Regions from separate parts of the Homo sapiens genome. Here region 2 is linked to region 1. Evidence: chromatin contacts called from ENCODE Hi-C or POLR2A ChIA-PET data. All regions are on one chromosome and are shown on one strand. The core of a region is the stretch at or near the end of the contact, and the rest is flanking DNA. Distances in the headings are between cores, read along the strand shown.

Region 1 (5,475 bases), core at 2,091-4,590:
TTTAAAAGAACATGTCTGATGAAATGTGTCAGACAGACTTACACAATAGTAAGAATTGGTGTATCTAAACATAGAAAAGTTACAATAAAAACACAGTATTGGCCAGGCGCAATGACTCACTTCTGTATTCCCAGCATTTGGGAGGCCAAGGCGGGAGGACTGCTTGAGGCCAGGAGTTTGAGCCCAGCCTGCCCAACACAGAAAGACCCCATCTCTTAAAAAAAAAAAAAATACAATATTATAATCTGAGGACCACCACTGTACATGTGATCCATCAACCAAAACATACTTATGCAACATACGACTATATTCATTCAATGTAATCCTAATCAAAATTCAAGCAGGCTTTCATACAGGAATTAACAAGATGATCCCAAAATTCATGTGGAAATGTAAAAAGCCTAGAATAGCCCCAATATCTTTGAAAGATTGATTTTAAAACTTATTATAAAGCTACAGTAATCAAATTAGTGTGATATTGTCAAAACAGACACAAATAGGTCAAAGGAACAACACAGAAAATAGGAAGAGGTCCACACGTAAATTTTTGACAAAGTGCAAAGGCAAATCAGTGGAAGAAGATAGTCTTTTCAATAAATGATGATCAAACAACTGGACCTCCATCAGCAAAAAAAAAAGTGAGCTTATCGATATCTTGTACCATATCCAGTTGGATTTACATAGGACTTTCCAGATGGCCAAGCACTTTTGTATTGAACAAGATACAGTATCTTCTTCAGACAGGGTTACCCTGAATTTGAAGTCATAAATTTACATCCAAACATTGATATCCTACAGATAGCTGAAGGTCAAGACCAGAAAAAGAAAGTTGGGAGTCATCCCCAGAGAAGACAGTTGAAACAATGAGTTAGTTATCTTCACATTCCCACCAGGATCTAAAAGAATACAATGGCACCATTAAAAAAGAGTGTTATTTAAGAAATATTCTCTTTGGGCTGGGCACAGTGGCTCACACCTGTAATCCCAGTGCTTTGGGGAGGCCAAGGCAGGAGGACCACTCGAGCCCAGGAGTTCAAGACCAGCCTGTGCAACATAGACCCTGTCACTACAACAAATTTAAAAAAACATTAGCCGGGTGCAGTGGCATGTACCTGTAGTCCCAGGTACTTGGGAGGCTGAGGCAGGAGGGAGGCTAAGGGAGGAGATCACTTGAGCCTGGGAGATCAAGCCATGATCACGCCACTGCATTCCAATCTGGGTAACAGAATGTACCTTGTCTCCAAAAAAAAAAAAAAAAGAAAGATTCTCTTTGAACACTGTGTGCCTTTGAGAAAAGCTATGTGTTAGGCCGAGCATGCTGGCTCACGCCTGTAGTCCCAGCTACTTGGGAGGCTGAGGCAGGAGAATCGCTTGAACCGGGGAAGCAGAGGTTGCAGTGAGCCAAGATGACACCACTGCACTCCAGCCTGGGTGACAGAGCGAGAATCCGTCTCAGAAAAAAGAAAGAAAGAAAGAAAAGCTACGTATGAACAAACAAGCAATCACAAAAGGATTTCTTTTTTCATTACTGGTACTAAAAGAAAAACCATACCTCCTCTTGATTCAGAACTTCCGCAGAGTTTTCGTCTTCTGATCCGGCTTGTTCTCCCTTTTCCTTTCTGCATGCTAAAACTGTAGTTTCTTTTTTCTGAAATACAGTTCTATTTTTTCAAAAAGGACAAAACTGTAATTTCTGTGGAAATGCTCAATCTAAAATAAAAAACATTTCTTTGATTTACTTTCCAGTTATATGATAATCACTGTTCTTTGTACCTTTAAGTATACAAATGTATGTTTTGGTAAACTGTTTCTCTCAAGTGCTTTTGTACATGAAACGTTTATACTGTGAGCTAAATCATGATCCCTACAGTAACAGAATTCCCATTATATCAGTCCCTCTAAAACAGTTTTATCTTGCAGACCTAGTGACTACAGCTTAATCTACTAAAAATACAAAAAATAGCTAGGCGTGGTGGCACACGCCTGTAATCCCAGCTACTTGGGAGGCTGAGGCAGGAGAATCGCTTGAACCTGGGAGGCGGAGGTTGCAGTGAGCCGAGATCGCGCTACTGCACTCCAGCCTGGGCGACAGAGCGAGGCTCCGTCTCAAAAAAATAAAAAAATAAATACATAAATAAAAATAAAATAATGGCTGGGTACAGTGGCTCACGCCTGTAAAACCAGCACTTTGGGAGCCCGAGGCGGGCTGAGGTCAGGAGTTCAAGACCAGCCTGGCCAACATGGTGAAACCCCGTCTCTACTAAAAATACAAAAATCAGCCGGGCGTGGTGGCAGGCACCTGTAATACCAGCTACTGGGGAGGCTGAGGCAGGAGAATCGCTTGATCTCAGGAGGCGGAAGCTGCAGCTAGACGAGATCACGCCACTGCACTCCAACCTGGGCGACAGAGCGAGACTCTGTCACAAAAAATAAATTAAAAAAATAAAAATAAAAAATAAATCTACTTCTAAAACATACGAGGGCAGAAATGAGCAAGAGACAAGAACTCCAGGCAATATTAATACCGCACTTCCGCAGTATAAGGTTCATTATTTGACCTAACGAAAGTCGGCATGTCCAGCTCCAGAGGCGAACGGCGGCTGGTTCGGTGCGGGTCCCAGCGCTCAGTCCACAGACCGCGCCGGGAAGTGTCCCCAAGACTCCCGGGCCCTCGCGCGAGCTGTCCACCATCACCCTGCTGAGGACCACGTGAAGCCCGGTGACCGCCACAGACACAGGCACCGTCCCCGCCCCCATAGTCCTCAAACTCTAGCCGTGAGGCCGTCCTACGGTCCGACACACACCGCTCCCGCAGCCATAGGCCAGCCAGGCGAGCATCGGACCTCGGGCCTCAGGCTCCTCAGCTTTACGCAGCGCGCCGGAGCAACATGCGCTAAGTGTAGGACTCCACAAGATGAGAGGTTACTGCAGCGCACACGATAATGCCTGCCCTGGAGGGGACCTGCGACCTAAACTCAGTTCTTTTTACGCTGATGAATGAAAGACTAAGGAACGCACCCCGCCGACTCTGCTCCCGTTACCCGGGCAACTGGAGGCCCGACCCGGAAGTCCTACTAGCTCACCTAGGCGCCGGCGGCCGCTTCCAAGATGGAGGCTGCAGTGGGCGGGCCCAAGGCACGTGGAAATACCAAACAGCCCCAGATGAAGGCAAGTTAAAGGAACCGGCCAAAACTGCAGAGGGAGAGGCTGAAGGCTGTCGCGCCTGCCTGGTGTCCTTAAGCAATCCAAGTCCTCAGTCTCCCGGGTCCGCCCCTTCCGCCGCGGGCGGCAGCTTCCGGCTCGCGCATGCGCAGTGTTCGCGGACTCGCCGCCAACGCCCAGTACAGTCGGGGACGAGGTCGGCACACCCACAGCCCCATAACCCCTACGTCGAGTCAGGGGTCAGAAAACCCAGTAACCCGCAGGCGAGCAAGCTGCGCACTGAAAAGCCGGCCTGCGGAGTCTTTCCTTACGAAGTTAAACCACCTAGGGCGCGCGGCCCTGTTCGCCCAGACCTCGGGCTTTCCTGCCAGGCTGGGTTTGCCGGGTCGAGTCACTTTGCTCGCCAATCCCCGCCCCCATTCCACCGTTTCATTCTGGCCCCAGGACCCGCCTCACAGGAAAATTCTAAATAATATATCTAAATACCCCTTCTTCCAATAGCGGGAGCTCGATTTCTGCCCCACCCACCCCCACTTTGATTATGGGCTATGCCTAGTAACTTGATTCCAAAGAGTACAGCCTGGAATGGTGTTGGGGACTACAGTGGAGAAACCTGGCAAACAGTACCTTACCGGGTGGTCAAGGATAACATCAGGAAGAAATCATGCTGATAGCATGTTCCTGTGGTGTCTCTCTCCAAAACCCTTCTATGGAAATCTTCTATGGGGGAAAAAAAATTAGTACTCCTAAACATGTTTTCTGTCATGAAAAACAAGTACAGTTGTCCCTTAGTGTCCGTGGGGGAATGGTTCCAGGACCCTGCGGATACCAGAATTAGAATGCTCAAGTCCCTTGTATACAATGGTGTAAACCTAAGTAACAAAAGAGGCTCCCTAAAAGAAAATGAGATTTATCTGGGAGTAGCATTGCAATGGGAATATGCATGCCATAGTAAACTGTGTGCGTTTTGGGGGAGGTTGAGGCAAGGAGATGTTTTTAAAAGGAAAATGAAGATTATATGAATTGCTTTAAATCAATTATCTTTGGCTAAAAGAATGAATAACAAAGGTAGCATCAGTCCAAAGTTGCTGGACAGATGTCCTTGCAGAAGGATTTTCTGTGTTTAAGATTGGGCCTTTCTGCAAGGTTAGGGTCTTTTGTGACAATTCTTGTTATGAGGCGTAGTGCATGAGAACCCTTCCTTCAAGGCCTTCCCCAGCTGCATTTATCAGGGTTTTGACACAAGTGACTCCATTTTGATTCTGCAACTTTCACAATGGTGTAATATTTGCATATAACCTATGCACATCCTCCCATATACTTTAAATCATCTCTAGATTACTTATAACATCTAATACAATGTAAATACTATGTAAATAGTGAAGGGGTGGCCTGCCGCTCCACACCTGTGGGTGTTTCTCATCGGGTGGGATGAGAGACTGAGAAAAAAAAGAGACACAGAGGCAAAGTATAGAGAAAGAAAAGTGGGCCCAGTGGACCGGCGCTCAGCATACGGAGCACAAATCCTATTTAAACTACAGATTCTAAACACAAATGATTTTATTCACCCCTGCCCCCCAACACTAAAAGATTTAAACACTAACATAGTTTCTAACAGCTGTAAACTAAACAAATCCTAAGCCCCTACTGACTGAATGGAACCCCTTTTGGCCAAGATGGCCCCAGAAAAAAACTTAGAAACTTAGTTCCCAGCCCTGATGGAATGTGAGGTCAGACATGCCTCATTATACCCTCTCTCTTTTACAGTTTAGATACAACTGGCCAGCATTGATGTTAAAATAGAGACCATGAGACTGATGGAACAGACTTTTTGTGGCAATAAGATACAAAAATTATAAACAAGACCTAAGGCCATTCCAGGAAAGAGTTAAGTCACTTCAAGAATAAATTCTGTTCTAATGGTTACAAGTTTTTTCTTTTTCTCTAGCAGCTAAACAAGCACTCACCTCCACCTAAGCAATATTAAAACAATTACCGCTTGTGCACCACCAGATGTTAACTAACCCCCTGTTCCACAATGACAGAGCATCACCATCTTGGACAACCCCCTCATTCTAAAGTGCACCTTAATAAAAAACCGCCTAGGCCAGGTGCGGTGGCTCACGCCTGTAATCCCAGCACTTTGGGAGGCCGAGGTGGGCAGATCACGAGGTCAGGAGATCGAGACCATCCTGGCTAATTCGGTGAAACCCCATCTCTACTAAAAATACAAAAAATTACCCGGGCATGGTGGTAAGCGCCTGTAGTCCCAGCTACTTGAGAGGCTGAGGCAGGAGAATGGCATGAACCCAG
Region 2 (5,284 bases), core at 235-2,734, 3.3 Mb after region 1:
CTACAGGTGCCCGCCACCACACCCAGCTAATTTTTGTATTTTTAATAGAGACAGGGTTTTGCCATGTTGGTCAGGCTGGTCTCGAACTCCTGACCTTAGGTGGTCCACCTGCCTCGGCTTCCCAGAGTGCTGGGATTACAGGCTTGAGCCACTGTGCCCAGCCGCATAATTATTTTAACTGGTTCATAATAATGAGCCAGAGTTGTGCTCTGTCGCCCAGGCTGGAGTCCAGTGGTGTGATCACAGCTCACTGCAGCCTCGACCTCCCAGGCTCAGGCGATCCTCTCATCTCAGCCTCCCTAGTAGCTGAGGCCACAGGCACGTGCCACAGTGCCCGGCTAATTTTTATATTTTATTGTAGAGATGGGGATCTCACTATGTTACCCAGACTGGTTTCAAACTCCTGGGCCTGTGATCCACCTTGCTTGGATCTCCCAAAGTGCTGGGATTACAGGCGTGAGCCAGTGTACCCGCAATCTTGCATCATTTTGATTAGGAATTAGTCCTCAGAAACCAGTCATGGCAGCATGGCAGAAGAGACAGTTGAACATGTCTTGCTTTATCCACTAGGCATACTTTTTTTTTTTTTTGAGACGGAGTCTCGCTCTGTCGCCAGAGCTGGAGTGCAGTGGCGCGATCTTGGCTAACTGCAACCTCCGTCTTCCGGGTTCAAGCGATTCTCCTGCCTCAGCCTCCGGAGTAGCTGGGACTACAGGCGCGCGCCACCACGCCCGGCTAATTTTTGTATCGTAGAGACGGGGTTTCACCATGTTGGCCAGGCTGGTTTCAATCTCTTGACCTCATGACCTGCCCGCCTCGGCCTCTCAAAGTGCTGGGATTACAGGCGTGAGCCACCTCGCCCTGCTCACTTTGCATACATTTGAGTTGGGATTCTTTCGCTGCAAAACCTGATCTTCACCTAGATTCAGGTTAATTTATTAACTATTACTAATGATTGTGAACAGTGCATTCTATTAAACTTATTTTTCAGGTATGCAGTTGTGTAAATTGGTTAGACTTACTACAGTGTTTAGATCTGGAACGAAAACGTAAGGCATTTTCCATGTAACTGCTTGGAACACGACAGTTACCTGCTACTATAAAAACGGTAGTTTTCTATTTATGGAAGAGTTTTTCTTAAACTTATCTAGAATTAAAAGTTAATTTAAAGAAAGTACTAATTATGACAAAAGCAGGGAGTCGTTAGCACTTGAAACCAGAGTTTGGTACTATGAGAAGGTTTTTAATTTTAAAAAGAAGGAAAAAAAGAAACACGGACGTCAGAAAACTGGTTCAGTAGGGATGGGTGCTAGAAGGCTACGGAACCGCCGAAGGCCCAGGAGAAACCCGGAACGTGTTAACCGCTCCAACTGGAGCCGGACGAAAAAACGGCCCCGCCTCCCGCGAGGGCGACGCAGTTCGCAGGCGCGTCGGCGCGCCTGTTCTGGGGCGCTTGGCTTCACCGCGCAGGCGCGGTCGCCGCTGTTGTTGTGGTCCCCATGGAGCTGCCGTAGCGGACCCAGCACAGCCAGGAGCGTCCGGGATGAGCTCAGCCGCGGCCGACCACTGGGCGTGGTTGCTGGTGCTCAGCTTCGTGTTTGGATGCAATGTTCTTAGGATCCTCCTCCCGTCCTTCTCATCCTTCGTAAGTGGCTGCCTGGCCTCCCAAGGGCCGGTGGGGATGCCGCCCCAGTCCCCCGGCGGGTCTGGCGTAGGTACAGGGGTCTCAACTGGGCGACTGAAGGCCGTAGTAGCGTCTTGGTTGGTCCGTAAGCTTTTTTGAGATAGTTGTTAGCGTCTAAAAGGTACGACGCTTTACCCCAAAATCAGACTTTCTGGGTTCTAGGGGGTTGGGAGAAACACCGGGCAACCCTGGACTCTTCTGGCTGTGGGTGGCGGCGGCGAACCTCACACTGGGAGTTCCTAGTGCCCCGCTGTCAGCCTCGTTTCCGTTAATCCTGGTTCCTAGAGGCATTCGAGCAGCCCTCGGCCAGGGTTTCCCAGAGGCCTGGCGGGCGAAGTCAGCTGTTCCAGGTCCCGGAGAGATGGATCCTCGCGTCCAGGAGCCCACATTCTTGGGGTGGGTAGGGTGGGAGACAGGTGTAGAGAGAATCTCAGTACAGCGTGATGCCTTCAGTATCCAAGGGAGCAACCAGGTTGGGGAACACTCTCTTTCTGCCAGGTAGTGAGTACATTACCTCTGTCTCACGGCTGCTGGGAGAGGCGAGTATTATCATCCCACCCTCCTTTACCTCCCGGAGGAGTCTGGCTCAAGAGAATTTAGTGGTGGCACTAAGTCATCCACCTAGTGACTGGAGGTGGAGATTTGATTGCCTTTTGGAGCAGGGATAGGGATTTGGTGGCAAATTGGACAGGGCGTGGTGGGGTGTGGCCATGGAAGGCGGGGGTACCTTGGGAACTGTCCCCGAGAATGAGCGCCCTCCGTATGCCCACAGCAGAAATGAGGAGCTGTTGGGCAAAGGCGGAGTCCTCAAAGATTGGGCGCATTCGTTTCAGCGTTGTCTTGGAAAACAGTTCTTGCTTTTCTCTCCTAAGATAAATTGGTAGTAGTGGAGGATATTTTATTCCACCAGTATTCATTGAGTGCCTGTTTTGTGCAAAACTCTATTCTTACTCTCTCAATTGTCCTACTGTCTGCATTGTCCTGAGATATAGGGAATTCTCTTTTAACCCCTGAGTCTCCTTCAGAATCTTTCCTGATGCTATCCAGTCTTTAAGATGATGTCTCAGGCATTGCATAAAAGACTCCTGATGAGCTGGCCCATGCTCATCTTCTTGTTTTTAATTGTAAAATACACATAATATGAAGTTTATCATCTTTATCATTTTTAGGTGTACAGTTCAGTGGCATTAAGTACATTCACATTTTTGTGCAACCATTATCCCAGAACTTTATTATTATTATTTTAAGACAGGGTCTGGCTCTGTGCAGTGGTGTAATCTCGACTCATTGCAACCTCTGCCTCCCAGGTTCAAGTGATCCTCCCACCTCAGCCTCCCAAGTAGCTGGGACCACAGGCATGCACCACCACGCCCAGGTATTTTTTTGTATTTTTAGTAGAGACAGAGCTTTGCCATGTTGGCCAGGCTGGTCTCAAACTCCTGACCTCAAGCCATCCACCCATCCTGGCCTCCCAAAGTGCTGGGATTACAGGTGTGAACCACTGCACGTGGCCCCGCTCCCAGAACATTTTCTTTTTTTTTTTTTTTGAGACAGAGTCTCACTCTGTTGCCTATGTAGGAGTGCAGTGGCCTGATCTTGGCTCACTGCAGCCTCCACCTTCCAGGTTCAAGCGATTCTCCTGCCTCAGCCTCCCAGGTAGCTGTGATTACCAGTACCTGCCACCATGCCCGGCTAATTTTTGTATTTTTAATAGAGACGGGGTCTCACTATGTTGCCCAGGTTGGTCTCAAACTCCTGACCTCAAGTGATCTGTGCTCCTTGGCCTCCCAAAGTGCTAGGATTACAGGCGTGTGCCACCACGCCTGGCCCCATCCCAGAACTTTTTTTATCTCCTCTAACCGAAACTCTCGCACTCATTAAACAACAACTTTCCATTCCTACCTCTCCCTGGCAATCACCATTGTACTTTCTGCCTCTGTGAATTTGACTACTCTTGGGACCTCATATAAGTGGAATCAGACAGTATTTTTCCTTTTGTGACTGGCTTCTTTTCACTCAGCATAATATCCTTAAGGTTCATCCATGGTGTATCATGAGTCAGGATTTCCTCCCCTTTTAAGGCTGAATAGTATCCCATTGTATGTATAGGCCACATTTTGTTTATTAGTTCATCTGTCTATGGACACTTGGGTTGTTTCTACCTTTTGACTATTGTAGATAATGCTAAAATGTTTACAAATATCTCTTTGAGTCTCTGCTTTCAGTTTTTCTGGACATATACCCAGCAGTGGAATTCCTGAATCTATGGTAATTCTATGTTGAATTTTTTTGAAAAACCACCATACTGTTTTCCATAGCAGCCACACCATTCGACATTCTCACCAGCAGTGCAGAAGGGTTCCAGTTGCTCCATATCCTTCAACATGTATTTTGTTTTCTTATTTATTTATTCTTTTTATTTTTTTATTTATTTTTATTTTTTGAGATGGAGTCTTGCTCCGTTGCCCAGGCTGGAGTGCAGTAGCGCAGTCTCGGCTCACTGCAAGCTCCGCCTCCCGGGTTCACACCATTCTCCTGCCTCAGCCTCCCGAGTAGCTGGGACTACAGGTGCCCACCACCACCACAACCGGCTAATTTTTTTGTATTTTTAGTAGAGACGAGGTTTCACCGAATTAGCCAGGATGGTCTCGATCTCCTGACCTTGTGATCTGCCCGCCTTGGCCTCCCAAAGTGCTGGGATTACAGGCTTGTGCCACCGCGCCCAGCCTATTTTTTTTTTTATTATTTATTTTATTTTGTTTATTTATTTTTTGAGACAGAGTCTTGCTCTTGTTGCCCAGGCTGGAGTGCAATGGCGCAATCTCAGCTCACTGCAACCTCTGCCCCCCGAGTTCAAGAGATTCTCCTGCCTCAGCTTCCCAAGTAGCTGGGATTACAGGTGCCCGCCACTATGCCCGGCTAATTTTTGTATTTTTAGTAGAGACGAGGTTTCACCATGTTGGCCAGGCTGGTCTCGAACTCCTGATCTCCGGTGATCTGCCCACCTTGGCCTCCCAAAGTGCTGGGATTACAGGTGTGAGCCACTGCACCCAGCTAATTTTTATTTTTTTGAGAGGGAGTCTCTCTCTGTCACCCAGGCTGGAGTGCAGTGGCTCAATCTTGGCTCACTGCAACCTCCGCCTCCCAGGTTCAAGCAATTCTTCTGTCTCAGCCTTCCAGGTAGCTGGGATTACAGGTTTGAGCCACTGCGCCCAGCTAATTTTTATTTTTTTGAGAGGGAGTCTCTCTCTGTCACCCAGGCTGGAGTGCAGTGGCTCAATCTTGGCTCACTGCAACCTCCGCCTCCCAGGTTCAAGCAATTCTTCTGTCTCAGCCTTCCAGGTAGCTGGGATTACAGGTGCATGCCACCATGCTGGGCTAATTTTTGTATTTTTAGTAGAGACGGGGTTTTGCCATGTTGGCGAGGCTGGTCTCGAACTCCTGACCTCAGGTGATCCACCTGCCTGGGCCTCCCAAAGTACTGGGATTACAGGCGTGAGCCACCACCCCCGGCCTTTTTTTTTTTTTGTAATACTAACCATTCTAATGGACGTAAGGTGGTGTCTCATTTTAGTTTTGATTTGCATTTCCCTAATAGTG

What was found. A loop is a pair of places that touch in the nucleus more often than their neighbours do. ChIA-PET counts read pairs that join two places held with the same protein, here RNA polymerase II (POLR2A). Pooled maps may share reads with other maps.
Region 2: a loop to region 1 is called in a map with no recorded cell type, with 9 times the contacts of the local background. The contact joins the promoter of GET1-SH3BGR here to the promoter of SETD4-AS1 in region 1. A Hi-C loop is called at or near these places in 1 of 37 single-sample maps with no recorded cell type and 3 of 50 pooled maps. POLR2A ChIA-PET finds 5 or more read pairs at or near these places in 2 of 52 experiments (HEK293 and PC-9).

What each region holds. Positions count from the first base shown.
Region 1 is chr21:36,057,264-36,062,738 of GRCh38, forward strand. It overlaps SETD4-AS1 (SETD4 antisense RNA 1), which reads left to right and starts at 3,341. Exons shown (of 3, transcript NR_186380.1): 1 at 3,341-3,358. It overlaps SETD4 (SET domain containing 4), which reads right to left and starts at 3,263. Exons shown (of 12, transcript NM_017438.5): 1 at 3,084-3,263; 2 at 1,553-1,661. The coding sequence starts at 1,625. RefSeq lists enhancers at 3,036-3,185, 3,216-3,265.
Region 2 is chr21:39,378,842-39,384,125 of GRCh38, forward strand. GET1-SH3BGR (GET1-SH3BGR readthrough) reads left to right here and starts at 1,485. Exons shown (of 14, transcript NR_146618.2): 1 at 1,485-1,645. It overlaps GET1 (guided entry of tail-anchored proteins factor 1), which reads left to right and starts at 1,485. Exons shown (of 5, transcript NM_004627.6): 1 at 1,485-1,645. The coding sequence starts at 1,544.